Linked DNA regions of Mus musculus: regions 2 and 3 are each linked to region 1. The links are chromatin loops, found by intact Hi-C in ENCODE. Cell type or tissue: heart. All regions are shown on one strand.

Region 1 (8,000 bases):
TCTGAAAATCTCCACATTCCCGTCATAGCTGCTCTTCAGTGGTAATCCTAAGGGCCATGCCTCTTGACACGGACCTGAGACACAGGGCAAGCCTGAACCTTTCCCTCGCCAGCCGAATAGGGTTAGAAGTGGTGACATGCCTATTTCAGGGCTAGGGCCTAGGATGGTCTGTAGGCTTCTGCAGCTGCACTTTACAGGGGAGAAGGAAGATGCATGGCCTGAGCTGTCATACAAGATGGTTGCTCTGGAGTCTTCATATGAAGAAGGCTACCGGGAGGCTCCATAGACTGAGAGCTGTGGTCACTGTCCCAGCAGCACACCAGGTGAGCCATCTTAATCACTTCAACCTAGTTTAGCCCCTGATGGCTGCAATCCAGCTGATGTCACATTGAGCTAGAGACCTGCCCACAGAATCCCCAGAAATGTGGGAGATTGCTTAAGCCTGTGTGTTGGGTGGCTTGATACACGACAAAAGGCACCTGTAGCTCCCATAAATAATCAGGCATAGATGAAGCTATTGGTTTGGGTGGTGTCGCTTGGCGGAGATGATTGATCTCAGGTGATGATGAAATGTCCTAGAGATGGCACCCTGACCTCGTAGTGTGACATCAGGCATCATGGATGGGCCATTAGGAGCTATTCTATGTGCTGGGCCTCATCTCAACAGCTGCATACTCACCCAGAAGCTAGTCCAACTGTATCTATGGAACATAATCCATTTGGGCTATTTGTGCAGGCTTTGGGGGTCATGAGAAGAATGCAAACAAAGAAGAACACTTTACCGTTTTTGAGAGTCAGGTTCTCACGGATCTCCTCATGGTCGCAAGGATGAGTGAAGTCAAAGATGCTGTGTCCTGTTAGTTCTACCTGTTTCAAAAGCAAGGCCAGATGCTGTTACTCCTAGTGATGAAGTCATTCGGACTCCAAGAGGAAGCTAGGATAATGTCTGCATTCAGAGACAGGCAGGGGGATGAACTGAGTGGTTATCAATAGTCTCCAGTCAATATTGGGTCTATGGACTTACAGACGTATCAGAGCAATGTTGATGGCAACAAGGGCTTGATTTATACTTTTGCCAAGTTAATCTAGCTAGAAGAGACCTGTCAGGGCAGCCACAAGGAATGTCAAGCCCCATGACATTGGGAAGTCCTAAGGACTGTCATCATCATATGGGAATGCATAAGGAAAAGTCAAGTAAGACTATGCCTAGGACCCCCCGTTAGTGTCTATCCCCAAATAAAGACATGTTTTTCCTACTGAACGAGGCAGAGGGTGTCACCTGAGTAAGTCCCATGAACTTGCTGATGTTTTCCGACAGAAAGATCATGTCACCGTCTTGGGTCACCACAGCAATGAAACCCTCCAAGGCTTTCAGGTACAAGTTATCCATTTGCTGGTCGGCCTCAGCTTCAGATTCATTTTCAGAGCAGACTGGAGAGAGAGGGGAATGAACAACAGGGGCACGAGTGTTAAAACAGACATGACCGAGGGGACAGGCATGGCTCCAGGGCACAGGGAAAGGCACACTACCAACCATCTAACATTTGCCACATGCCTGGTGGAACACCCAGGCCACATTGACAATGACTGTGGGACAGCGTGGTTTCTGTGGTAGCAGAATTTGCTGTACCAATAGGAAGGCTGGGGGTAGAGGCTACAGATAGAATGCTAGACCTCGCAGCAGCAGCAGCAGTTATTTTAGCTGCTAACGTAAGTGGAACATCAACCACAGACAGACCCAGCATTAAACACTCTACATTGGCTTTTCAATAACGCACAAGGCATGTACCATTTGCAGTCTCATTTTATAGTGCAAGACTTCTGAGTCAAGCCATTTTTCCAAAGGCTATGATGTCTAGAATGTTAGGAAGCCCCAGGAGCTAAGTGCAGGGCCACGTTCAACCACCTCACAAGCTTCGGAGTCAAATGTTGTATCTATTCCTACATCTGCTTCCCACTTGCTTATGACTTTGGGTAACGATTGAACGCTGGAGTCCTCCACCAGCAAACCAGGATAGCGATTCCCATCTTCATGAATTGTAAGGTTAAGTAAATTAACTGCTTAAAGTGATATCAACGACTACAAGCTCTACCTCATCTGCTCCCTCCTCTAAGACACCATTACTATCTCAAATCAGAGCCAAGGTGGCGAGTTCGTGGCTCACAACCTCACAAAGCTAAATAAGCCCTCACGCACATTACCATGGGGTACCAAAGAAGGGGTACAGAGAGCACAAGCTCCAGCAGTCAGAGGAGAGATGACTCTAAAAAAGAAGACATAGGATGGAGAGGAAACATGAAATATCTCCCACACTCATGGATTGGCAGGATTAAGATAGTGAGAATGGCCATCTTGCCGAAAGCATTCTACAGATTCAACACAATCCCCAGCAAAATTCCAGCTCCATTCTTCATAGAGTTAGAAAGAGCAATTTGCTAATTCACCTGGAATGTGAGTTCACATGAGTATGGAAAGAGAGGTCTGTCAGGCAACTGGACAGGATTGGGCCACCACTGCAGGACACACAGACAGCCTTCCTCCCAGGACAGACAAGAGGCCAGCTAGAGGCAGAAGATCCATGGCCCAATATCAGAGACTGGGACAATAAGGGAGCCCAGTGTCCCAAAGCTTCTCTTCCAGTCAAGGGGCAGAGAGGTGGCTTCTCAGAGCACCACTTTGGGGACATAAGTCCGGGGATAGATAGCACATAGAATAGTCGAAAGAGAATGGAACTTAGAGGCACAAAGCCGTGAGGGACAAGAGGCAGACACTAGGGGGCGTTGTGGGGGAACTCTACCCCCAACCATGCACTCTGTGTGTCCTGGACTACCAAGTCCACCTCTGCAATCTAAGCTCAGCTCTTGTTCCGGCTCCTGGCTGTTATCCTCAGACCACAGGCTATGCCCTCTTCTTGTTCATTATTTAATGTCAAATATGTGTGTGCTTTAGAAATCTGGATTTAACCAGGTGTGTTAGAGCAGGTCTTTAATCCCAGCTATCAGGAGGCAGAGGCAGGTAGATCTCTGTGAATTCCAGGCCATCTTGGTCTACATAGTGAGTTCAAGTCTAGCCAAGGCTGAGTGGGTGGGCCAGGACCTCTGGCGGGCCCAGGACTGCTATGCAACTTGCGGGATTTGTGCAAAGTAAAATAAAAACGTGGAACCCTCTGCTGAAAATTTAAGCTGAGCTCAGAGCCCAAGACCTGGCTAGTACGAGGAGGCCGCACCCCACCCAGGGTGGTGCTGGAAGGTTCTACCTCCTCCCAGGCTTCCTTCCTAATTCAGGGAAGCTGAAAAAGTGCCTTTTCTTCCTTTAACAACAACAACAACATCAACAAAAAGTGTTCAGAGGGTGTCAAAGCTGTCGCTCCAGAGACCACGTGCTGAAGACTATCCCCCACGTCAGGAAAACCAGCCAGTCTGGGCAAAGGGTGCCTGACCCCGGAAACATGCCCGGAGAAGGTTTCAGCTGCATTTGGGTTATAGGGCGAGGTGGCTACTTTCTCCAGACAGACAGAGGCTAGTGCTGAGGCCTACTGAGAATTTATTTTCACTTCAGCTTCTTTGATCTCAGTGGCAACACTGACTTCAAAATCTGGAGTAATCCCAAGACAACCTATCGGGGTTAACTAGACCCAGAGAAAATAGTTCTGCTTAAAGTTTCCTGTTTTTAACAGGCCCGGCACAGCCAAGCGGCCTTTCCGAACTGTCCAGCACGCTTACTTCCAGGAGGTGGCGAAATTGGCTACAGTGGCAGGTGGACTGCCCTTTAGAGAGGAGGGAGAAGGGTGTCTGGGGCCACAGACATGGAACATCTTGAGACTGAAGTCACAATGGCCAATAGCACCCTCCCCCACCCCTTCCCTGCGACCCTAGAGCAGCCCAGCTTGGGTGTGGCCCCTTCCTTCAGTGGAACTATTTGCTCTTTTAGCACCTGCTTGTCCTCCTGGGAGTCTCTGAAGGAACTTGGCTAGGTCACTCCCAGCCAAGAGGGAGGCAGACATCCCCCTGCTGCACCCAGAGCCCTGAGCCTCCTGTCACAATTCTGCTAAAAACTGCTATGCCTGGCGGCTGCGCACACCAGACCTCCCTCCCTCCCTGCAGTTACTAAGGCTTTTCCTCCATGGCTTCCCTGGCTCACAGCACTCATTACACACTCAGTCCTGTCTCAGGGAGAGCTGGGGATACTGCAAGGAAGGGTGCAATTCAGGAACCAACAAACTGCCAGGAAGACATCTGTCGAAGAGCCTAAGCCCCTCCTGGGGATGCTGATAACAACGGAGAGCAAACCATTGGTACAAAATAAAGTAGGTGCTTGCTAAGGAACTGGGCTGGGTGGTCTAAATAGCTCAGGTTCTACATCCTGGCCATTTGCTTCCCAGAATCTGTCAGGGTTCGAATCTCAAAGAACTGGTATAGACGAACTGTCTCCTTTGAGAAGGACCACGAAATTCTTTAATGCTAAAAATAGCCCCAGTAAACAGGCTTTGATGGCTCCCACCGCCAGGATATGTGCCGCTGAGAAGGCTGTGGAGGGCCTTTTCCGGAGCACTGCTCATTTCCTTTAGGCAGCACCGCCCATGTTGGGTGGCACACCAGTATGGTAGAGCCACTTGCCTTGTGTGAACTAGCAGGTGGCAGAGCAGGTGGCTTCTAACTGGGTCTTTGAGGCCTGGCTGTGCCAGCCGTAAGGCTGCTGCTTTCTTACTTCACCCGGATGATCCTTCTAGATGTTTCCATCTTCAAGAAACTCCTTGTTCCTAACAAGCTCCGATACAGGTTTCCTACTTCCCTGGTGCTTGCTACTTAGTTATCTCCGCAGGGTCTTTCCTTTCAAAGGCTGTGCACGCGTCTTCCGGGCATACTGACGGCAAACATAAAGAGTGTGGGCCACTTACTGTGCCTTATGCCGCACTGTGAGCAGGCTGGGGCTATCTCACACTTTCTGCAGAGTGATAGATCTCAGCTGGCCTTGCTGCTGCTCTCCTGGTGTGCCCCACAAGTCCAGCATTGGAGATTTTTATTTTGTTCTTTTCACACCTGCTCCCCCACCCTTGCTTGCTGCGCTAGCCTTCATAAAATGCTATGGGGCGCTACAGTCAGTGACTGTCGCTGACTGGCCAGACTCTTTGCTTTAAGAGAATGCTATAAGCAAGGTTAGACTTTCTTGAAGGGACCGCTGGCTGCTCTCAGCCAGTAACATCCTGGCATGAATCATCTTACTGGCCTCCTTCCAAACAGGACAGAAAAGGCCTTGATTTTGAGTATAGGTGGGGCCGGGGGAGGTGGGACAGTAAAACAATTGGGCTGAAAACCAGGGAAAACAGGTCTTACCACAAGGCATAGGAGGGCACAGAAATCACATCTGCTGCTGTAATTCTGTCCCCTTTGTCCCACTTTTCCTGAGAAGTCATGGTGAAAGCTTTAAAACCATGTCCTGGATTTTAATGTCTCAGGGATCGGAGAATCATATCCTGAGCAGACTGTGTGACTTCACTAGGCAAATGCCAGGAATAAAACATAAACAAATTCAAATCAAAATAATCAAAAATAAACTTGACATTTATGTCTAGAAACCTGGCTTTGTGCTGATCTCCAACTCTGCAGTAATGAGAATTTGATTTTTTTACATATGAGTCTGGGAAGCCTCAAATCAGAATTGGGGCGAATGCACATTCTATACATTTACTGCGGTCTAAAGCTCTTGGGACGCAGAAGCGACTCCACTTCAGCCCCAGAGCGCAGGGTTCATCTGGATTTAAGACAATCAAGTGATATTTCCACCCATGTTCCCGCCACAGTGTGTTCTGTCCTCCTGGGCCAGTGTGGAAGCAAGTATCGTAAAGCTATTGTTTCGGTTTGTTTCCTGTGATATGAATCTCAACTGTGGCCCGACTCAGCCTGGAGTTCTCAGCGCGGAGGCTTCCTCCCCAACATTCCCACACACTGCAGCCTACTGTGAAAATCAAAGGAAGTGTGCTGCTAAGTAAAGAAGAAACTGGCCCTAACGCTAAGCCTGGTATTTTTTAGGCGTTTGAACTCTGAGGTATACAAAACTCCACTTGCCTAAGTAATGAGTCTGTAGTTTGTTTTGAGTTGGGAAAGTATATGTTGTAACACTGTAACACGTAACTGCTAAAAGGTGGGTCCAAAGACATTAGAGTTCGCTCTGATTTTTCTCTTACATCGTTTCTTTTGTTAGACTTACTTCAAAGCTATAACTTGTACAACAGGCTAGACTTTCATATCATCCAACAATGTTTCATGGACTCTGCGGTCCAATGAGATAGAGCTGTGTACAATGTTTCTGAGAGAGATGGCAGCAACACCAATAAGCAAAGTGCAGGAGGATATCTGCTCAAAGATCCTCTAAACTTTTTGTCACATAAAACAAACAAACAAACAAACAAACAAAAAACCCACAGCACTTGCGAGGCAGAGACAGGCAGATTTCTGAGTTCGAGGCCAGCCTGGTCTACAGAGTGAGTTCCAGGACAGCCAGGGCTATACAGAGAAACCCTGTCTCAAAAAACAAACAACAAACAAACAAACAAACAAACACAACCCCCAAACCAACTAACCAACAAAAACAAAACATAAAGACCTATGGTTCAGGGTTGAAACGATGGCTTAGCAGGTAAAAAGGCCTTCTATTCAGACCTGACAACTTGGTTGGAACCCTATCCATGGTGGGGAGGGAGAATCAACTCCCAAAAGTTGTCCTTTCCTCCCCTCCACAAACACATGCATATAATAGGTGAAAATTTAAAACAATGAGCCACTTGGGTGGCTAAGTGCATAAGAGCACTGGCTGCCCAGGCATGAAGATGTGAGTTCGAGTCCTCGGCATTGACAGGTTGGCTGTGTGTGCCCGGAACCCCAATGTTGACCTGCACAGTCAGGATCCTGTGAGTTTGCCAGCCAGCCAACCTAGCTAAAATCGTGAGCTTCGAGTCGAGCGAGAGGTCCTGTCTAAAAGAAGGGAGGTTGAAGTCTTTAAGCAAGACTTCGACGCTCTTCCCTAACCTCTCCAGAGCACGCATGCACACACTAAAACAAAGGGTGGGTGGGGAGGAAAAGGCTCATTTTACATTCCATTTCTGGAAATAACCAGTCCCGAGAGTGCCTGGTAGGAGCCTGGAGAAATGGCAGAGAAGGAGAACTAAGCCACATCTCCTTCCGTGGCTGGACTCAGGAGCACTTCTTTAAGGTCACCAGGACCAGATGACCAAAACTTGTTTATCAATCTCTAACTTTTCTTTCTTCAGGCCTGGGAGCCCCATAGCTGACGCGCCAAGGGTTCTGGTCTGTCCGTGCTTATGCTGTCTAGAGAGTAGGCAGTCCTTGTTCTCAAGGCTCAGAGCTCCTGAGATGTCTGCTCCGTGTGGTGTCTGCTCTTGTATCTGTGGCTTTGTGTAGTACGTGGAGTGCGGGAGGGGTTGCACCAGGACACATGAGGGCAGATAAGCTCGGAAGATCCAACCCTAGCCAAGCCCTCTGCAAATCAACCTCGACCCATCGAGGAAGACACACAGGCTTCTGTGTGGGCGAGCACAGACAATGTGTCCCTGCTACGGCAGCAAGACACAGCTCTCAGAACCTCCTGGCCACCCACTGCTCCTGGCTAGTCCTGGTCAGGCTCTAGCTGCTTCACTTGGACATTGGCTCCCTGCCCCTTATCTACATTTCTTTTTTTTTTTTTTTTTTTTTTTTTTTTTTTTTGCCTGACAGGCTTTGCAAAATCCTACAAATCACCGAACTGTCGTCCTCATTTCTCCAAGAGGACAATCCTCTGTAAAATGAAGGCATGCATGGGGCATGGGTGAGACACCTCCGAGTCTGCCTTTTTATTTAGCAGTCCAGGCTTTACAAGTCCTTAGCCTGAGCTTCCCTCAACCATTTTCACCGTCTAAATCTGAGTAATTGCTGTTGCCCTGCTGTGTGTGCAGCGGCTCCGCCCTTGCTTTCTCCACTCTCTGCTCATTTCTGTAACAGCACGG
Region 2 (8,000 bases), 210 kb after region 1:
GTGTGTGAGTGAGTGAGTCTGTGAGTGAGTGTGTGTGTATGTGTGTATGAGTGTGTGTGTGAGTGAGTGTGTGTATGTGTATGTGTGTGTGTAGTGTGTGTGTGTGTGTGTGTGTGTGTGTGTGTGTGTGGAATGGGTTTATTTGGGGCTATGTATAGGAGGATGGATAAAGACATATTTACAAAAGTACTGTATCTTTCTTACCAGGGCTTACACCACTGAGAAAAATGTCTGTCTTCCACTCAACAACTGTCAATTGCCCAGAGTTCCTCCGGAAGGGTTGGGGGTCTCATGTGCGCTCACATAGTATGGGTGTCCACAAATCACAGTGCAACCTCCAAATGCCCAGAAACACAGATGCTAAAGCAGCGGTTCTCAACCTGTGGGTCACGCCCCCCTCCGAGGTTCATGCATCAGATAGCCTGCTTATCAGATTTACATTATGATCCATAACAGTAGCAAAGTTACAGTTATGAAGTAGAAAGAAGGTTGTAAGGTTGAGAACCTTCCTAAGGAGATCTATGGATAGAGACCTATGGATAGAGGTCTCTACTTAGAGAATAAGCAGAACATTATAGGGTAGAGACCAGCCAACTGATCCAGTAAGATTTCCTGGTGGAAGAGAGTCTCAGTGCTGATGTAGGTGCCCCTGACTACATTGCACTGTTGTTGAGAAGAGCTCGCGGGCCTGCAGAGGCGGCTCACTGGTTAAGGGCACTTGCTGCTCTTGGTTCCCATCACCCACGTGGTAGTTGGACAATCATCTCTAACCCCAGTGCAGTGGATCTGATGCCATCTTCTGGACTGAACAGATACTGTGCACACATGGTACACAGACATGCACGTAAGCAAAACACCCATACACGTGAAAGAAAAGTAGAGCTTTCTAAAAAGAGAACGCCTACGGACGGACAATCTTCTGATGGCGGTCACTATGTCTCAAGACACAATGCCTAGATGAAAATGACAGCATTGGCACCCGTCCAACACTAGTGTCTCTTTATTAACAGGCAAATAGTTTGACGTTCCCTTGAAGGGCTGGGGGGTGGCTGAAGTGTGTTGTGGCTACATAGTGTGTATAAGGCTCTGGGCTCAACCTCAACCACACACAAATGAGCAAAGCAGAACTCAGCTCAGTACCTCTGAGCAAGTTCAGTTGGGCAGGGTTGCTTGAACTCAGTCCCAACTTAGGTTTGTTTGCCTTTTAACAAGTAATATATATTATAAACAGCTGTGTTTTTCATGAACTCTCTGCAACTTGAGGTTTAGAAAGGCCCAATCCTTTCCACTAAACACCTAAGACTCTTGAAGAGTGGATAAGTTAGAACCTACATAGCATCCCAATCGCTGGAGATCCAGCAGTGGTAAAGAGACTGAGATATCCTTCTGCCCGCTCAGCCATTCCTCACTCTGGGGTCCTGCTTGGGACACCCTCCTCCCACTCCTTCACCCTCATCATGTCATGGGTCCTAACCGCCTCGGAGATGCCAGCTGTTGCCTCACAGTTGGAGACAACAGCTTCAGACATGAAAGACTCAGCCCCCTAGCCTGTCACTCTGCGTTTCCTTTAAGCAGTGTACAGACAAAGAAAACAGAAGCCCCCGGTGTTTTCCTTTGTAAAGCTTCTCCTTTCCTTCGACTTAGCTATTCTTTTTTTTTTCTTTTTGCCTATGAACTTGAATCAACTTGCTTTTAACTTTAAGTGTCTATGCCGGAGAGGGATTAAGTGACCACGTCCATTGGGCAGTAGTACAACAACCAACAGCGAGACAGTCTGCTGAAGAGCTCTAGAACCTTTCCTCAAAATTTTACTAGGGAGAACAGAACCCAATTTTCCATGGAGACACGTCCATTGGGCAGTAGTACAACAACCAACAGCGAGACAGTCTGCTGAAGAGCTCTAGAACCTTTCCTCAAAATTTTACTAGGGAGAACAGAACCCAATTTTCCATGGAGACACGTCCATTGGGCAGTAGTACAACAACCAACAGCGAGACAGTCTGCTGAAGAGCTCTAGAACCTTTCCTCAAAATTTTACTAGGGAGAACAGAACCCAATTTTCCATGGAGAATACCTGGCTTGACAATCGACAGGAATGTTTCCAGTTAGTAATGGAGTTAAGTACCCGTTTGTGCAGTGAAGAGAGGGAGAGAGGGAGGGAGGAATAGAGAAAGAGAGAGAGAGAGAGAGAGAGAGACAGAGACAGAGAGAGAGACAGAGAGACAGAGAGACAGAGAGAGAGAGAGATGGCTCAGCCGCTAAGAGGTTAAGAGCACTGGCTGCTCTTCCAGAGGACCTGGGTTCAATTCCCAGCACCTACGTAGCAGCCGACACCTGTCTGTAACTCCAGATCTAGGGCTTCTGAGATCCTCACATTGACATAGATGCAGGCAAAATACAGTGAACATAAAGTAAAAATAAATTATATGTTAAAAAAGAAAACAACAGGATCAGGCTCTGCCACACCATATTTATTTAGGTATAGGAACCCCTGAAGCTCTCTGTGTGTGCTTCTCTGTTTTCATATCAAATGCGGGTACTGACAGGTTCCGAGTGTCTGGTGCTAGATGATCTTTTTCTTAAAGATGGCGAACGCTGGAGCTAGAAAGATGGCTCAGTGGCTAAGAGCACCAACTACTTGCTTATCCAGAAGACCCGGGTTCAATTCCCAGAACCCACTAGGTAGCAAGTGTCTGAAACTCAGGTTACAGGGTGTCCTCCAGTGCTGTATGCATGTGGTATACGGAAATACATGCAAATAAAACACCCATACACATAAAGTAAAAATAAACAATCCTCAGGACTTTAGATTAAAAACAAACGGTGAGCATGAATCCCAGGTGTTTGTGGTACACGCCTATAATCCCAGCACTGGGGTGGCAGGGGAGAGCACATCTCTCAGAGTTACAGGCCAGTCAAGGCTACATAGCAAGATCTGCCTCCAAGCAAACAAAATCAAGTAAATGCAAAAATAGCGAGCCTGATCATTAATCCAGGATTTCTTATCAATCAATTGACCAATGCATCTTCGAACACTCCCTTATAAGCCAAGACAATCCCAGGTCTTAGAAATATCCCTTGGGCATCTATAATGTTTCAGGCTTCCTGTGTGGGGCTGTAGAGACCATGCAGGAGTTTGCAGGAATCTGCCCATGGGTTTCAGAGATTGGGAGGAAATGTACTGGCCCCCTGCTGTCAGAGAGAATGGAATGAGAGACTCCTGTCAGCCGGGTGGGGCTGTTTCAGAGCCTGGGGAGAGACTTCCTCAGACTCGTCTTACGCCATAAACAGTTCAAGGCAGTCTGGCTCCAACAGGCCATAAACCATAGTGTCTACAGTGAGCGAGCGTGCCAAGGTAGAAAGGAAAGCCGACCGACTACCTGTGTATTCTTAATCCTTTAAACCCCAAGAACACGGAACCATTTACTGGCATGGACACCCCATAAAAGAAGCTGAAAGGGTGGGGACGTGAAAATGCTTTGGTTAAATTAAGTTTTGATGGCTAAAATGACTTTAAAATACTTTTGCTTGTAGCAAACATTTTGTGTCGAGAGATGGTCTTCTTCAGGGGGAGTAGATATGCGTGGGTTACAGGGACGTGTTACAGGTGACTTAGATGGCTTGCTTTTCATCATTGCCCGAGTTGGGTTTGTAACTGCCTTCTGGACACAGGCGAAGTGCCAGAGTCACACCAGTAATTCCATTAACACATTAATCAAGGACTTAGAAGATGCTAGTTTTTACAGGGTAGATTAATTATTTTTCTTGGCTTAATATATATATTAATATATAAATATATTATATATTATTATATATAATATATACATTATATAACACACACACACACACATATATATATATATATATATATATATATATATATATATATGGGGGAAAGAGTCTTTTGATTTTTCAAAGATGGTGGTATCCTTTGGGGGGAAAAGAGTTCAATACAGTGTGGAAATGAAATCATAAGATTTCCTGATGGGAGAAAGGAAAGGAGGTGACAGGTACAAGTTTCTGCCTTCTGCCTTCTCTGACTCTTACGGTTCAAAAAGCCTTCCAGAACCTGGTCAGACCCTACAGGACGTGCCCACTTGCAGATCTGGCTGTGTTCCACCTAAGATCCGTGGTGGCAGAGGAGGCCTTTGAAACACAGCAGCTCCCGAAGCCTGGGGAATCACATGATCATAGAACTCGAGGGCTGGAGCCGGGGTTTGCTGCCTTGGCAGTACTGATAGCTTGGGTTGGTAGCTCTCGGTTGTAGTACCCTCAGTATGGATGCGCATCTCCTCCATATCCCAGCTCTGCTAGGTTCCAACAGCCCAAGTCCAGACATTGCCAAACGCTGTCCCTAGTGTTTGAGCACCTCGGTGCTAGAGGACCCATAAGAATTACCTGTTCTCATTGAGAAGTACTGAGTTGAGCATATTTCCTCCAAAGCATGGCAGGTACTTAAGTCAGTTCCACTTTCTACCTGAGCAGGGGAATTGAATTTCCCAAGTCGTTGGCTGTCCTGCCAGGATCTCCTAGAATTTTATGAATGAAGACTTGTGGCCTCACAGGTGGACCCAAGTGAAAACCAGGAAATCTCAACATGGCAAATATGTCGTTCTTAAAGACATAGTGTTATAGGCATTGACGACTCTATGTACACGACAGCAACAGGAAACTGTGAATCCTGAAGCCAAAATTAAAACGTGTTAACTAAGTTGTACCAACAGACTGGGTGGTTGTGTTCATTCTCTCCCTGCTAGCTTCCCTTGGTGAGAATCTAGCACACTTCTTTCCTTCTTTCTCTCTCTTTCTTCCCCTCAATTCTCGGGTAGGGTGTCAAGAAGCCCAGGCTGCCCTTGGACTCCTTATCTGTCTAAGGATGACCTAGAACATCTGCTTTTCCTGCCTTCAACTCCCTAGGGCTGGGATTGCAGGATTATGAAAAGCAGTGCCCAGGACCAAACAGCTTTGTGCGCGGTAGGCGAGCACTTAGCACAGAGCTACACTCCCCAGCCTGAGCCAGACATGTCTGTTCTGTGAGAACATCCAGTGTGCTTCTCAGTCAGGTTTGAAAGCATCTCTCTGCAGGCGTGGCTTTATTTGCTAAGCAGTGATGGATGCTAGGAAAGCAATTGTGAGTAGTGTCCTCTCCCCCAGCACATGATACAAGAAGGCATCACGAGAAAACCTGAACCTGTCCTGGGCAGATCGACTTTTGATGCAAGTTGATAGAATTCTCCAACTTCCAGGGCCAATCGACTAAACTTTGAACCGGTGGCTGTGTATTACACGTGCAGAAATTGTATTGATGAGATTTTAAATGCCTTCCTCTCCTTTCTCATTTTATAAAGTGACATCATTTAGCCAGAATCAAGAATGCCGTAAAAAGTACTAACAATCCAGCTTGTTTCTACTGCTTAGGGGTGTGTGTGTGTGTGTGTGTGTGTGTGTGTGTGTGTGTGTGTGTGTGTGTGTGTGTTTGGTGGGTGTAGCTTTGTTTTTCTTTTTTTTTTTCTTTTTCCCGCCACAAAAATAACAGAAGGAAAGCTGCTACTGTAATCAGCAGCAGCTGAAGGCATTTCCTGCGTTTTTATATCAAGCTGGGTTTTTTTTTTTCCATTACATACCCAGTGAACTCCAGTTAGGTCAAATTGGAGAAAAACAGGACCAACTATGCCTCCAAACCCACAAATATGCCTACTTAGCTCTGCTAATTTTATCATGTTTACTGTGGAGTTTTGAGCCAGAGACAGGAAAACCTCGGGGTGCTACTTGGTCTCCTAGGAGATCGGATCCCGGTACTTCCTCCTCCATCCTGATCCTCCTCATTGCCAGCACCCTAAGGTAGAGTGTTTGCTCTATCTGCAGGTTACTCGAAGGGGAGGGGCTTGGATCAAGTCCTACTTGAGGAGAGGGTCCCAGGTTCCTGGGCTCCTGGGCCAGTGACCAGGCTGGGTCCTAACCTTGTTTTAATGCCTAGCTACCTCCCTAAGAAGGGCAAGGTGTTCTTCCCTGTGCCATCCTTCCATGTCCAGCTTTAGCTAAGGCCACCTTTTTTGGTTTTTCTTCAGAGCCTCCTATTAGGAAGCTCTGAAGCCAGCTTCAAGTGTAGGAACCATGGAGTACTATCTCATTTACCCCTGGCTTTTGTTATTTCAAAGCTTTCCAGAAACCAGTATTGACTCTATATGATGCAAAACAAAAAACAAACAAACAAAACAAAACAAAAAAAAAAACAAAAACCTTGTCAGGTTTCTTCTTTAAAAAAAATATTTATCTGGGGGCTAGAGATATGACTCCATGGTTAAGAGCAGGTACCACTCTATCAGAGGACCAGAGAGGACCAGAATTTAGATATCAGCACCAGCATAGGGTGTCTCATAAACTTAGGTAACTCTAGCTCTCAGGGATCTGATGCCTTCTTCTGACCTCTGTGAGCATGTATATACACACACAAACATACACACATAAATATACATACAAATACACTCAAATATAATACACACACACACACACACACACATACATGCATAGAGAGAAAGAGGGGGGAGGGGTTGGAGCTGAAGCGATGGTTCCAGAGTTAAGCTTGAATCGTTATCTTTCAGAATACTCTTGGTTCCCAGCACCCAGGTCAGAACTCTAGTTCTCAGGGTTCTTTACAGACCACTGCATTCACAGGTACATACCTCTCATACACATAATTAAATCTTTAAAAACTGTTTATTTGCATATGTGTGTGTGTGGGGGGGGATGTTTGCATGGATGCATCAGGCCACCACAGGGAGCTTGTGATGGTCAGAGGACAACCTGCAGGAGTTGCTCTCCTTCCTCCACCATGCGTTCTGAGGATCACACTTCCTCCGACTGGGTCTCAGACAGCATTGCCTTTGCTGAGTATCTCTGGGATCGGTCTCTGCATTTTTATAGGAAGTTCAGTGTGGTTTTCCCACAGCTGCCAGGAGCTAGTCTGTCTTCCAAACCTTCTTTGCCAATTTGGTCAGCTTTGGTCAGTTTCTTTCTCCACCTTGACCCACAATCACCCACATATGCATTCTCCTCGGTGGGTGGATTTCTCTAGATTCCTCTGAGCCATGCTTGCCTTCATCATGGGAACAAGTGCTTTATCTCCTTAAAGGACGGCACCACAGAGGCGCGTCTACCTGTGCTGACTGCGTAAAGCCGTCCTCTCACTTAATCCTGTGAGATTCCCTGGCTCCAATCAGTTATTCTTCAATTCTCCATGCCTCTTACTAGCATTTTTTTTTCCTGCGTGTTCTCATTAATCCCTGTGCCCTGTGTTGTTCAGCATCACAGTCTCCCAGACCAATAGAGCTGGCATTGACCTCAGAGGGAGTGGACCCCAGCTGGGAATAGTTTTACAAGATCAAGAATTAGAAACGCTTTTTTGTCCTTCTGCGGTTACTTCAGGTCATGCTATTTTCCAAATACAGGTGGATGGACATTCAAGCCCAAATCTGGCATCCTTGCCAGCACCGGTACAGCCAACAAGCTCCTACGTGTAGCCTGACTCCGTGTCAAGGCATTTGAAAGGATAACAATGGCTTGCGTGTTTCTCCCAAGCATTCTTCCTTCAGTAGTCACCGTAACCACAAGTTGGGCACTGCTGCTATCCAAGCTTTTACATTTTATTTTAATTTAATGACTTACCTTATGTGCATGAGGGTTTGGCCTGCAGGTATGGCTGTGTACCACGTGTGTGCGTGGTGTTGGTGGGGGACAGAACTGGGCATCAGATCCCCCGGAGCTAGAATTATATACAGTTGGTTGTGAGCTGTCTTGTGACTGTTGGAAACTGATGCTGGTCCTCAGAATGCAGCAAGTGCTCTTAACCTCGGAAGCATCTCTCCACCCCTAGCCTAGTTTTTAAGTGAGAACTTGGGGTGCCACAAGGAAGGCCATGTAGCTGTGTGTTGAGGTCCCCTGGGTGTGTCTACCTCACAGCTGTGTGCCCCACTGCCTGGTTGTGGTTGGGCCTTCCCAGA
Region 3 (8,000 bases), 270 kb after region 1:
CAGAGGCTCACTACACAGTGCACAGCAGTCACTCGGCACCGATTCCAGTACAGTTTGATGATATAACCCTCCCTTTCGCTCGTGTGTGATGTTGGATGAAACCGGGACTTCACTCACGCTACATCCACGTCTTATAACACTGCTCCATGCCCTGCCAGCATGGGGGTATTAAGGACCAACTGGGAATTTATCTTTTGAAAGAAATCTATTGCTTGAATGATACATTTTTAAGATACTTTAAGAGTCTGCATTCTTGAGTACTTCAGTAACATCCAACTATTTTGCAAGCAAGGTAATTAAAAATTACTCATCTTTTTATTATTTTTAATCTCATCTACCTGGAAGCAGTTTATAGCAGTTCTAACTCCTGACCATGTATAGAAGCAACACCGCTTCTTTGAATGCATCCACAGAACCGGAGTCAGCCAACAGCAGTTGTCCTTTGTCATGTATCTCTGTTTGGATGAGATAAAACAGTGCCAACTTGGTCAAAATACCAAAAGCACGGACTGAAACAAATATCCGCAAGCACTTCCCTCTAACCCTGAGACAGACCTCGCCGCAGAACTAACTATTCCACCCCATCAATGAAGCCTGCGATGCGGTTCCCACGGACTTCTAACCAGAGGTCAGCCAGTGACAACAGTTGCCTGCCGCTTACCAGCACAGACAGAAACTTCTGCCGTGCTGTGGTCATCTGGAAGGGAAATTTATGAGAGGCAGAGACAGATGGGTCCGTAAACTGCACCCCGCACAGCGGCGATAACTTATTTTCACAATTCATTTGAACACAATGTAACGGGTAATATGAGGTGGCCGGATGAGCGTAAGTCTGGAGTTCTGAGCTGAAGCTGATGGCCTCCTGGCCTCTTTCCCTGGTAACTGCAAAATCCAAATGCCAAAAGGCTTTGACCAGTTCTATCCTTCCTTATCTATTTGAGGAGCAAGGGAGGGAGGGGAAGAAGGTGAATCTCACATATGTGGCTCCCAGCCCCTAGGGCCTGGAGGTGACTGCAGCTAAGCAGGCATCCCCATGGGTGTGTTGGGGAAACAGATCCAGCGAGACAAAGAGAAGGAAGTCACAAAGGTTTCCGCTTCCCCAATGTTACAGGTTTTATCTCATCATTCAGCAGCCTGGAAGTCTCTCCCCTCTTATGTACCCCCTTCTATGTCAGGGCCTGCCACCTTATTCTCTCCCAGAGAAGGACCGAGGTCCACTTGAAGGCTGGATCTCCATCTCCTCGCCCTTTAGAACGCTACACAATAGCAGAACCTGGAGGAACACTGGACTTTTGCAGATGGGCAGACAAGAAGGAAGGCATACTCTTAAAAGGAAGGGCAGTCCTAAAAGGCACACTCAGGGCTACCAGCTCCAACTGCATTAGGCAAGAGCAAGCAAGCTTTTCAGAAGACGGTATGGCCAGCTAAAGAGCCATTCAGTATGCTCCTGGGATCAGGAATGGAACTTACAATGTCTATGATTACTTATGGACTGGAAATACAATACAGCTATTTTATGGCAACTTTCCTGTTGGAAATAGTTTAATTTCTCTTATCTTTCTTGCTTGCCTTCACCAATGTTTCTGATGCTTCAAGGGCTGGAGAGATGGCTCAGGGATTAAGAGCACTTGTTGCTCTTCTAGAGGGCCTCAGTTTAGTTCCCAACATCAATATCTACACCTGCATCTGCATCTACATCTACATCTTCATCCGCATCTACATCTACATCCGCATCCACATCTACATCTATGAGAGGAAACTCCCTGCTGCCCTGTCTTTAACCCAGCTCCAGGAAATCTGATGCTCTCTTCTGGCCTCCAAAGGCCACACACACACACACACACACACAGAGAGAGAGAGAGAGAGAGAGAGAGGGGGGGGAGGGGGGAGGAGGAGGGGGAGGGGGAGGGGGAGGGGGAGGGGGAGGGGGAGAGGGAGAGGGAGAGGGAGAGGGAGAGGGAGAGGGAGAGGGAGAGGGAGAGGGAGAGGGAGAGGGAGAGGGAGAGGGAGAGAAACTGGAAACTCCAGGAGGCCAGAGGCATTATCTTGTCTTTGTGTGCTCATTAATAAAAGGGGGAGAGAAAGTGGGGTGGCACAGACCTTTAATTCCAGCATCTCCGAGCTAGAGACCGAGATGAGTTCCTGGCCAGCCAGGCTACATAGTGAGTGAGACTCTTGTCTCAAAAACACTCCACAAGACAAGATCTTGACCTTGAAGATAAAGACCCAACAGAAGTATCTAATTCTGGAGTGGGCAAAGCAAAGGGATTCTGCTGACATCTGAAAAGCCGTTTCTCGGAAGTGTAGTTACAGTTTCAGCACGCATGCCCTGAAGTGCGTGGTCCCCGCACGCAGATGGCCTTCCCGCCTTCTGATGGACAGAATTAGGTAAAGCTTTCACTAGCTGGGCGATGCTCACCCTCCAACCCAGGAGCCTAAGAGGACAGGAGAGGTGACTGCGTGCTGTTCGGGGAGTCTCAGAAAGTGGTCGCCTAAGTGACACCTACTTCCCCCCTTGTTGGGAAATAAGGAATTTCAAAAGAATGTGAGAAAACAAGACAGACTAAACTATTGTTTTGGACTAAGGTTCTCAGTGGACTTTCAGAGATAACCACTTCCATATGACCAAAGCATACTAGATAGACAGCATTCTTTTAAGGTGCAGGGTTCAAACAGCCATCTCTCCCATTTTTCTTTCTTAATAGACACCTTTAAAAATTAGGGGGGGGGGGGAGTGTGTGGCAGTGTGGATAGAATCCAGGCTTGGCCACACCACCCGAGCCTCTCCGGTGGCCCCACAGACAGAGCTCACTGGTTATTGCTTAATTCTGTATCGTTCAGGACTATATCACCACTACTGATTGCCATTTAAAAAAAAAACCTATTGAATAGGAACAATTTGAAGAATCGCTATCATAAAACATCAAGTCCCAGCTCTGAAATCGGGCAGAATTTAGATAAAAAATTTGGAAAGGTCAAGAATGTCTAAGGGTCACATAGATTCAAGCATGATCTTGCAAGTTTGGAAAGTAGGTCACCGTCCCCCTCCTTCATATTCTGGTTGCAAATGACGTGTACCGCTGAAGGTCTCAGTAGCAACAGCAATGGCTCCGCCCAGCCCTTATCCCCCATACTCATGGGTAATGGCAATGTCCACAGCCTGGGCCATGACAGAGACACGTGCGAGGATGAAGGAGAGCATTGTGTCACACTAAGGATCCCACAGAAAGAACCTGGCTTGGTGGATCACAAGAGCAACAGAGCCAGAAGAGGCACTAAAGGGACGGCTGGTGCTTAGCAGCCCTTGTAGCTACTGCAGGGGGCTTGGGATCATATCCCAGAACCCACAAGGTGACTCACAAGCATCTGTAACCACTCCATTTCCAGGGAATCCCACACCCTATTCTGACCTCTGCAGGGACCATACATACATGTAGAGCACAGTCATACATGCAGGCAAAACACTCATACACACAACATAAATAAACAAATCTTTTAAAAAGGTACATGAAGTGGGGGGAGAGGGCGCGTCAGGGTGCTTGTGGGGTGACACGTTGTTTACATTTATGATATGAACAGTAAATAAATAAAAGATAGTCTACTAAAACTGTAAATAGAGTGCTGCCTTCTAAAATACTTTCTGTTATCAGTATTAGGCCAGCGCAACATTTTCTAGTTCCCACTGTATGAACTGTCACCAAAACCAGACCATAGGTATCCTAAAAAAATGTTTCCCTAATTCTTCTATCTAATCTAGAAAAGCGATAGCATTCAGTCAGGCTCTGCATCGGGTGTGGGCTGCCGTAACCAGAGCCCCTGGGGCTGGGTTTAAACCCTTTGTTTGCTAGAACTGCCCCTCCGTCATCACCAAATACCTCTTATTAAAGAAAGTATCAGCAGAAGGAAATCTGATTAACTGGTGACTACCAAAGAGTACGGAGTACGGAGGAATGCATCGCTGCGATATAGGCAGCTTCAGTTATCAAAGGAATGAGGCTGAGTCTCTCAGGGAAGTTAATGATTTCCATAGACACTAAAATGTCATTAGCCAGTGGAGAATCTGAGGACCCACGCCTGGGACAGGTATTCACAGAGGAAGGGAAATTCTGTGAAGTCATTACAAATGTATCTCCCGCCCTCTCCCCGGGTTCCTATCGTGAGTTTGATAGGAAAGCGCTGCTCCCGTTCCTACCGAACAGGAATCACCCAGAAGAAAACAGTGAGACCTCAATCGGACCAAACACTTGACAAATTCTTTCTTGTCAGTTTTCAAGATGGTCAGAGTAGCACGGTAGCTGGGCTCTCTATCCTGGGAGCGCGGTTTACTTCTATTTAAAATAAAAACAAACAAACTCGGCCTGTTTCATAGAGCTCCAAACAGCTCTGTCCCCACCGGGTGGGGTTTAGAGCGCAGCTGCAGACACTGTAGTCTGCTTATGAGCTCAGAAATTATTTCAGCGTCTTCGTTTCAAACAGACAAAAGTAGGACCAGACAGGGCAAGCTTCTACGGCTCTGCTTTTTGAGAGCTAGTCCTACTCTTATTTTTCTTCCTGTCTAACTTTAGAATTTTGTATATGAAAGGAAATATTTGCCAATACTGGAAACCAGAAGCTTCAGAGTGTATCCTTCTAGAACGGCACCCGTTTGGTCACCTCGCTCAGTTAAACTATTTTAGGTCTCCAGTCTCCTCTTCCTGCCTGGATGAGTCACAAAGACCCACTTGCCTTGCTAACTACTCTCGCCACCTAGTGGCTGAAATGGTTAACTGCAAGATACTTGGTAAGGTCTGTAGGGAGAAAATTGTTCGCTTTTCTCCATTGGGCATTTTTTTGTTTTGTTTTGTTTTTTGTTTTGTTTGTTTGTTTGTTTTGCTTTTTCGAGACAGGGTTTATCTATGTAGCCTTGGCTGTCCTGGAACTCACTTTGTAGACCAGCCTGGCCTTGAACTCAGAAATCTGCCTGCCTGTACCTCCCAAGTGCTGGGATTAAAGGCGTGAGCCACCACTGCCCGGCCCCTTTAGCCATTCTTAATGTGAATGCTAAGAATCTATCTAGTAAGATGGAGAAACTGCTTGAATATCTATGCATTTTGTTTAAGTGCATAACATGTACATTAATCCTTCAATTTAGTGAAAAGGATACAGGAAATGAAAGGACCTATGGTCAGGAGTGGGAGGGGAAATGCAATCTGCCAGTAAGGAGAGCATTGCTGTGGGTCTCAGAGAACCCCAGGCAGCATCCTTTCCGGCTTTCCCGTTTACTGCTTAGTCCTCAGTTTGTGTCCTGTTTCTAATTCCCAAGCACAGCTTTAGCAATCTAGCGGGACGCTCATGACACACGGCCCGTGGCTTGCAGGAAGAGACTGACTGGATGGAGCAAGCCCATCCATGTGCCAGGAAGACCCACAGGGAGACCACAGCACACTCCCTGGCTCTCAGCCCTGCCTTCCATCTTGTCTTCAGCAGGAGCCTTCGTCTAGCTGGCTCGACTCACGTCCCCAGCCCTCAACAGCACTGTACTCCTAGCAAGGAGTATTTAACTGAAGAGTGAATGGGGGCAAGGTGCCAACAGGACACTCAGGACTGCCAGCCCTGTGCTGAGGTGACCAGGTGGCAGCCCCGATTAGGTGCCAAGGAGGCACTGAAATTTTCTCTAGCATGCATTTTTTTCTTTGTCATTCTGGGTATCAGACCCCGGTGTTCAGGCATGCTGGACAGGTGCTGTCCCATTGAGCTACCCCCCCCCCCCATCCTCAGAGCTAAGCCCAGGCCCCTGTCCACACTAAGCACAGGCTCCAGTACTGAGCTCCACTCCAGCCCGTCTACAGGAACCATTTTAAGGAAGGACTCAGTTTCCATAAACTGACTGAAAGGGCCTCTCTGGGACACTGGGCTAACCACAACATTGGCCAGGGAGGAATCAGAGACAATAAAACAAACTAATTTTTCAAAAACAAAAAACAAAAAAACCAAACAAACAACAACAAAACAAACAAACAAACAAAAAAACAGAATGAAGAGCAAACCATTACAGAAACAAACAAGCAGACCTTCTGTCTGACTGTAAGACTGACAGGTTCATCCGTGAATCCTTGGGTCCCGGGGATGAACACCAGGTAGACACCAGTGAGAGGGTAGAGGGACCCTGGTGAGCCCAAGGTCTTCTGGCTCTGAATCCTCTGCCACAGTGGCCTTCAGGGACCTGGGAGGCAAAGCCATCTTTGTGTGCCTAGCATGAGAGGGCACCACTGATCATAGTGGCTTTCCTGTCTCCCTCCAAAAGTCTCTCAGTCACAGTGACTGTGTGGTCACCTGGGCCATGGTGACTCTGAGACCCACTTCAAGCCTCATCTACAGTGGGTGTCATGACGTATTTGTGAGCAGCAATGATATTCCAGTATAGCAGGCTCCTGGGCTGTTCACACAAAGCTCATGAAGAGGCCAGCCTGTGTGACTTCACACATCATGACTGGAGCAGGAGGGCCTACACTGGTTATCCATTTTGTTAACTTCAGTTCTAAGGGGACTGGAAATACATTTCTGTAATAAACCACTATGTCCTTCAGAGAAAATATATGTTGGACCAAATGGCCCTTCTCTCAACTTCCAATAGTGAATAATTCTGAGCCCAAGAAATGTTCTCATATTCATTAATAAAATATAGAATATGCTGGTGGTTGGGGTGGTGGCACATGCATTTAATCCCAGCACTCAGGAGGCAGAGCAGGGAAATCTCTTGTCAGTTTGAAGCCAGTCTGGTCTACAAAGCAAGTTCCAGACCACTAAGGGTTATATAGTGAAACTCTGTCTCAAAACAAAAGCAAACAAAGAAATGAACGGAACACAGAGTGACTACCATTCAGTTTATTCACTCCGAATGTTTGCTCCCTTTAGATGGTAAGGTTGCAAATGTCCAACCCTGAGCGGAAAGCGATAAGGAGACCTCGTATATTAACCAGACGCACCGTCACCGGCATTCTGAACATTCAACAACTCTTGCTTGTTTGCTTCAAAAATAATTCAGATGCTGCCTTAAGCAGGCAGGTACGAGAGGCAGGCCGGTGGCCCAGGCCAGACACAAGTGCTTGAGAATGCCACAAGGGACAGGCGTAAGGGCAAACAGTCAAGGGCGAACTGCCTCTCGGATTGGCTTATCTCTGCAAAGACCCCATGAGTGAGGGCTGGCCTCCTCCAATCCCGGGGACCTTAAAGATGTATTCTTTTCAACCAGGCAGTGGGACGCTCTGTGCTGTATTGGCTAAGCCATGTTGCTGTTTAAACAAGGTACACGGAGAGGCTCATCCCTGAGTGACGTAAGAGGCTCCTGCTGAGGCAGAAGATTCTTCTGGCCAAAAGGAAACCAAGTGCAGATACATGGAGAGCACACTTTTATTTGAGCTTATCGTTTTAAGTGGTTGCAGGGTTATTCGGTGTGACCTAACCCACGGAGTTAGGGACATCTAGAAGGACAGACGGATTCCATTGCTATAGCGAGCAGTCTTTCTGAACATCTTTACTAGATGTTTTCATCTGTAACCATCCCTCCCCCTCCCCCTGCCCCCTAATGCCTCTTGTCTCCAAGTTGGATTTCTGGGAATTAAAATCCCCACTGCCTGGCAGCTTTGGCCGAACTCTGGTTTGAGCAAACAATGACCTGGATTGGCAACTCCTTCCACCCTTGCCCAGCGAGTGCCAGGGTCGAGAGCTGGATGGGTTGTGAGGCCACCGGGTGCATTGTGTAATCGGCCATGGCCACTACATCCTAGACACTTGTGTCCTCCCAGGAGAGAAGAAGCAGAAGCTACCCCGCCCCCCGCCAGCTTTGTCTACAGCTCTGTGATTGATTCCCTAAGGCTTCCTCTAGATCAGTGAGCCAAGCAGCAGTTCATCAGATCTTTTCCCACTTCAAACCGAGAAAATAGTCCTAGGTTGGGTCAGAATCTACATGTTGCCTCTCCTGACGTTGCTGTCTGGGGCTCTTCTCCCTCATCTGCATCACA

Evidence for each region. Hi-C counts contacts between places; a loop is a spot of excess contacts. Peaks named below come from ENCODE experiments on the same cell type or tissue, not always from the same donor. Only the 100,000 strongest peaks of a DNase experiment are listed, where the experiment ranks them.
Region 2: it touches region 1 in a loop (2.3-fold over the local background); 4 of 42 quality-filtered maps call a loop at or near these places.
Region 3: it touches region 1 in a loop (6-fold over the local background); 26 of 42 quality-filtered maps call a loop at or near these places.

The regions. Positions count from the first base shown.
Region 1 is chr17:86,798,624-86,806,623 of GRCm38, reverse strand. It overlaps Epas1 (endothelial PAS domain protein 1), which reads right to left. Exons shown (of 16, transcript NM_010137.3): 3 at 1,280-1,431; 4 at 783-867. Among named protein-coding and RNA genes, the nearest start is that of Epas1, 49 kb to the right of the region's middle. In heart, CTCF peaks have their summits at 2,778 (motif pointing right), 3,723 (motif pointing right) and 4,494; DNase peaks (open chromatin) are centred at 3,303, 3,873, 4,553, 5,873 and 2 weaker places; H3K27ac peaks cover 3,817 bases.
Region 2 is chr17:86,591,003-86,599,002 of GRCm38, reverse strand. All of the region lies in intron 11 of Prkce (protein kinase C, epsilon), which reads right to left. Among named protein-coding and RNA genes, the nearest start is that of Gm52297, 75 kb to the left of the region's middle. In heart, CTCF peaks have their summits at 802 (motif pointing left) and 3,193; a DNase peak (open chromatin) is centred at 5,812.
Region 3 is chr17:86,532,742-86,540,741 of GRCm38, reverse strand. All of the region lies in intron 10 of Prkce (protein kinase C, epsilon), which reads right to left. Among named protein-coding and RNA genes, the nearest start is that of Gm30284, 92 kb to the right of the region's middle. In heart, a CTCF peak has its summit at 4,749 (motif pointing left); DNase peaks (open chromatin) are centred at 621, 4,451 and 4,711; H3K4me3 peaks cover 1,221 bases; H3K27ac peaks cover 3,407 bases.